2 separate regions of the Mus musculus genome follow, and region 2 is linked to region 1. A link is a loop called in an ENCODE intact Hi-C map of the cell type or tissue named here. Cell type or tissue: heart. All regions are shown on one strand. Each heading gives the region's core, and the rest is flanking DNA. Links, peaks and the distances in the headings are about the cores only.

Region 1 (2,920 bases), core at 311-2,810:
GTCTCTTGGGCTCTTGCGGATAGCCCTGGCCATGTCCAGTCTGCTGGTCCACTTTACTTCTCTTGCAATCTGCTCGGAGCCTTCCCAGGTGCTGCTGTATATTTTCTCTCTCTTATTAAAAAAAAATCTTCCCCCTTAAAATGGATCTATCATATTGGCAATCTCTTTAGTGTACACCCCCCTTCCATACACACTGTTCTCTGAGGGGTATCTCATGGATGGGGAGCTGTGTGTCATCTTAGGGAACTCAATTTGTATTGCTGAGATAACATCTGGAGGCCACTGGCACCCGGGAACTCAGACAGAGATGTAGCTCTATCACTGATCGCGTGGGTTCGCAATGGTAAATCCATTTTTCTTTTAAAAAAGTATTTGTTTATACTGTATCCATGTTGAAGACACCGTTTGCATCTAAGGAGAACCATCTAGACCTTCCTGCAGGATATGTTGACCCAAGGTTTTCTTTTAAAACTCCATAGGCCTACATTAGATTTCATTTCTAGTGCAAAGTAGTTGAAACATTTTTTTTTTAAAAAAAGAAAGAAGAATTGTGAGATATTTCAATTAAAAGTTATACTTAAAAAAACATATTAGTAAAAATTATCTGGTAATATTTCTATTAAGTTATATTTGAGAAGATAATATTCTTATCTAGTTATATTTGATAACAGATTTGGTAAATGTAATTTTTCAACACAGTTTTTGAAAATTCTGAGTACTGGAATATACTTCTTTATGACCTTAGTGATAAATATCTTTATTGTGTATTTGTTCAATAAATCAGATAATCCCATTGACAACTATGGACAAAATATGGATCAAATGTCACATTACATTCTAAATCATGCATCTTATCCATGACTAGACACGCAAAAATAAAATACAAGACTTTGGAAAGTGTTTGGACTAAGATGTCAAAGAGGTTAATTAGCTCACATGAAAATCAAAGAAAACCATGTTTTCACACAAAATAGGAAATAAAAAAAGAAAAGAAGAAAAAAAAAAGAAAAGATATAAAGACAAGGAAATCACTCTTAGCTACAGAAACAAATTTTATTAGCTTCTCAGCACTTCAGCTCACTCTTGGTGTCATAACTTATCAATTCAAGTAGCAGGAAAGAGTAGAATTTAGAAATAATTCTGATCATTTCTTCTAAGAAGTAGAGAGAGAACAAAACCCACGCCAAAGAGAACCCTCCCTTGAACGGGTGATGGTAGAGTGAAGAAGCATAATGTGCTCAGGTGAGAGACTGGCTGCAGTCAGTGTAGCACTCACAATGCCCACGCTGCCCTGAAGCAACAGGTAGCAAAGTTCTGGGAGGAGGGGAGCAGAGAAAGAGGTTCAGGGTCCTACCTGGAATCCAGGTGGTCTTAGGTGAAGATAAAGGTGGCATTTTCTGTATTCTCATCCAGAAGTGTAGCGCGTGTCAATGGAAAGGAGCCTGGCTAAAATCAACATTTTTTATTTTGGAAGAAGAAAACAAAGCAGACATCACTTTAGGGACATCTTAAACCAGAAACAATTAAATATACTCTTTCTTGCTTTAATGGATATAATAGCCCAATGTTCTTCAAGAAACTCACTGTTCCTCCTTAACAAACCTTGGGGGGCGGGGGAGAGGGAGGTAGGGAAGTGATTAATTTAATCTGTAACTTTTTCCATTCCCAGTCTGTTCTCAGCACTTGGTGGGGGGAGCTTTAGAGTTCTTACAGCTCCCCCTACTGGTGGTAAACAGGATGTGCAGCTTTTGTACGTAAAGCTTTGGCTTGTTTATTCTGAGAACAACAGCTAAATATAACATCAGCTTGTTATTGCAAAAGCAAGATTCCTCTCGTCGTTTCCGATGTCTGAAAAAGTTCAACGCGTAAATTAAAAACACGAAGGGTCATAGAATTTTCTGGAGAAACTATTTCCCGAAGTCGGGGCAACAATGGATTCTGGACTAGAGCAATCCCACACAGTACAGCTTCAAGAATCTGTTTCTGAGATCCAGCCCCAGAAATGACTTAGGATCTGTGGGCGATCATTTCGATTGCACCGCCTTGCCTCCATGCTCTGTTCAGATTTTATCTGTAACCCTGGGCAGACAGAAGTGAGAGGGATACCAGTCAGTTTAGCTGCTGCAACACTGTCTCAAAACCCCCGCTGCCCTTGCAGTTGGGGGTCTGTCATGTGTCAGGCCTGACCCATTCAAGAGAGCTGTGGTCTACAGCTGCCGGCAGTGCAGCAGGTGCGCTGGGGATCACTGCCTGGCCTGTATCCCTGCATGTCATGCAGAGCTGAGATATTTGTACATTTCCGTTTCTTGACCAATAAAATCTCTAAAGTCTGTCTTGCCTTCATATTTCAAAGTATGAAGATATACTAGCCATTCCACATTTTTAATGGTAGCTTTAATTTTTTTTTTTACATCACTGGAGTCTCTTCATATCTGAGTCTATTCTCCTTGTTCTCAATGGTGTCTCTTTGCATAATGTGCAGAACGCCTCAGGCATTTTTGAGCGAACTGGTTTTGCTGTAGAAGAAAAGCCCAATTGCTATTTCAGGATGTGACGATCTTTAAGACTGGGAAAGTAACATATCTCCATCAATTGTAACCAAGTCTTTCGTATTTTGACAGACAGGGGTGAGAAGATCTGAAAAATCGGTGTTTAATCGATGTTTCCTTGTGCCATGATTATTCTTGTTTGTTGGACCACGCTGTCCGTTCATGCCACTTTCCTTTCTCTCGGCTTCACTTGCTACTCACTCCAAGAAACATATGTTCAAAGTCAAGCTGATTACCTTTAAAATGCATTGCTAATTATTAAAACTCAAGGCACGTTTGATATGAATTTCAGCTAGACAGTGGCTTCCATGACCAGGATTCTGTTGGTTTTCTCTGGGGTTTGCAATTGCCTTTCTTTTTTTAACTTGCCC
Region 2 (2,920 bases), core at 240-2,739, 81 kb before region 1:
TATAAGCATGTTATTCGGAAACAGAATATTACATAGAAATATATACTTGAAATAAATTTAGCAGTTGGGCAACAAGATTTGCTGATGGAATTTTGACAAAATGGGGGAAGTAGAAAATAGAAATGATTTTCATGCTTCTGGTTAAAGAAGCTAGTGATGTTATCACCAGATCCTATATGAGAGCAGCTTAGGATGTGTGAAATATAAAGAGTCTTAGTCAGGGTTTCCATTGCTGTGAAGAAATACCATGACCCAGGCAACCCTTATAGAGGGAACCATTAAATTGGGGCTGACTTACAGCTTCAGAAGCTCAGTTTATTATTATCATAGCAGAAAGCCTGCAGGCAGACATGGTTCTAGAGGAGCTTAAAGTCCTACATCTTGACCCAAAGTCAGCCAGGAGGAGACTTGATTCCATACAGGATGTAGCTTGAACATTTAAAATCTTAAAGCCCCACCTCCACAGTGACAAACTTCCTCTAACAAACTTCCCATAAGGCCATACTCCTAATAGTACAACTCTCTATGGGCCAAGCATTCAAACACACATGAATCTATATGGGGGTCAAACATATTCAAACCACAGAAGTGTATGTATATATATATATATATATATATATATATATATATATATATATATATAAAATGTTTATCTGAATGATTATATCAAGATGGCAATATAGTATTTAAAAAATAGAAAATTGTAGGGTGTAGGTATTGTACTTAAGACTAGGGTTCTGGCAAAGACTACTAAAAGTACATAGAAGAAGAGAAAAATTAATTTTGAAAACCTACAGGTAATTCTGACCAATTAACTTTAAGCAGAACCATACTTAGAATTCAACAGAAAATTAAGCCTATCTTAGGATCCTTTTCCATATCCAACAGTATAAATTAGAGAGGATGACTCTCTTCAATAAAACAAAGAATAGCGTTTCTGTATTAGCCCACAGAAGGGAGAGCAGGCCCTAGGATACTCCTCCAAAGCCAAAACAGCAAGAAGAGAGTATCTTGTTTATTAACAAGATGATACTTCTTAAAAATTTTCTATAGTGTGAAGAGTTTTAAAAAAAACCACCTCTACTTCCAGTGGCAAATTTCTAACATGCTCCTATTATCTTTGAGAGTTTACTTTGTGGTTAAATATGTTGCAAGGCAGAAATTTTGCAGACATAAGCATGTTATAACCTGTTGACCTTAAAACCAGAAGGTTACAAATGGGCCCAACCCTGTCACGTGTGCCCTTTCAAGGCACAGTTCTATTTTTGGTGGCTGAAGAGGAAGTCAGAGGACATCTAAGAGTAAAGAGGACTTGATGGGACTTTGCAGATTTGCAGATGGAGAGGGCCTTATGGCAAGAAGTATGGGCTAACCAGGAAATGCTGATGTGAGTCCTCTCAGCACAGAGATGCTGCCAGCCCTGCATATGGAAGTGTGCCTTCCTGCAGACTCTTCAGAGAGCAGGGTGTCCTGCCTAACACCCTGATTTTGTGACTGTCTAAGCAGAAAGCCCCAGTCATCTGCATGGACTTCAGATATGCAGGCTTGTGAATGGGTTGTGCATCAGAGTACAGTTGAGGCAATATAGAAGAAGACATGGCGGTTTAATTATATTTAGGGTAATGCATGGGTCACCGTATACAACAAAGGAGAGATGAAAGAGTCTGCTAGCCCAGGCATGCAGCTGCAAAGGAGTACACAGACCTGTAGTCAGTGTTGCACCCAGTGCTGGAGGCATTGCAGGACTCCCCCAAGCACTTGTAAAATGTCAAGCCCATTAAGGAGTGCTTGTTCCAAATTCTTTTGAAGAGAATCCAGATTATATGTTGTTATCAACGGAGGTTGAAAGTCAGACGATGTCTGTAGTGTGTATAACCAAGTCAGTTCAAATGTTTTCTAAATCACAGCTCATGATGGTGCTTTCCCAGTACCCAGTTTACTTCCTGACCCACTTGGACTTCTGAAAGACCTCTCTTTAGCAGAGTTTGATTCTGGTTTCTCTAGGGTGATCTGTCCCATCTCTTCTTCCCTGTATCCCCTTTCCCTTTGTCCTTTTCCTTCAACCTTAAAGAGCCAAGCACTGTTCTAAGCCCTGGTATCCTCAGCATGAACAAGTTGCATCAGATCTAGGGTGTAAAGCAGACAAGTCATGGCTAAGGGGTGAGAACTGTGCAGTAAGTACTGTGCGGTAAGTACTGTGCAGTGTGGGTGAGAGAGAATAAGAGAATAGGTAGATGCATATGTCATTAAAGCAGCCAACTCCCACTGAGGAGGGCAGAGTTTCCTGAGAATTAATTGTCACTCTGAAGCCCAGGCTCTCCCTCAGAGCTATCCAGGTGTAGAGCGATGAGCAATTAATTACCAGTGGAGGGTGAAGCAGGAACTTCAGGGCCTCGATGTTCAGATACGATCTGAAGCCAGTTCACACAGCCTTCTGAGCCAGGTTGAGGATTTACGATTCTATCCTAAGAGTCCTGGGAAGCTAATGGGTGACGTTTTAGGAGGACACAGACATGGCTTTGGGATTGTGACAGGTGCGCTAACAGACCAGAGGAATGGGCGATCTGGTGAAGGCAGAGCAGAAGATGATAGTTTGTCTAAGGGATGGCTTTTTTAAAAATTAGATATTTTCTTTATATACATTTCAAATCCTATCCCGAAAGTTCCCTCTACCCTCCCTTCGCCCTGCTCCCCTACCCACCCACTCCCACTTCTTGGCCCTGGCATTCCCCTGTATTGGGGCATATAAAGTTTGCAAGACCAAGGGGCCTCTCTTCCCAATGATGGCCGACATCTTCTGCAACATAAGCAGCTAGAGATATGAGCTCTGGGGGTACTGGTTAGTTCATATTGTTGTTCTACCTATAGGGTTGCAGACAAGGGATGGCTTTTTATAGAAAAGAAGTAGAGAGATTCAAGA

The links. Hi-C counts contacts between places; a loop is a spot of excess contacts. Peaks named below come from ENCODE experiments on the same cell type or tissue, not always from the same donor. Only the 100,000 strongest peaks of a DNase experiment are listed, where the experiment ranks them.
Region 2: it touches region 1 in a loop (2.4-fold over the local background); 1 of 42 quality-filtered maps calls a loop at or near these places.

The regions. Positions count from the first base shown.
Region 1 is chr14:104,025,573-104,028,492 of GRCm38, forward strand. It overlaps 4930432J09Rik (RIKEN cDNA 4930432J09 gene), which reads right to left and starts at 1,570. Exons shown (of 3, transcript NR_045953.1): 1 at 1,355-1,570. The region is part of intron 1 of Gm41238 (a long non-coding RNA gene); the gene reads left to right. In heart, for the core only: no CTCF peak of the experiment used is centred there; a DNase peak (open chromatin) is centred at 1,709; H3K4me3 peaks cover 293 bases; H3K27ac peaks cover 555 bases.
Region 2 is chr14:103,944,644-103,947,563 of GRCm38, forward strand. No RefSeq gene overlaps it. Among named protein-coding and RNA genes, the nearest start is that of 4930518C04Rik, 47 kb to the left of the region's middle. In heart, for the core only: no CTCF peak of the experiment used is centred there; a DNase peak (open chromatin) is centred at 1,348.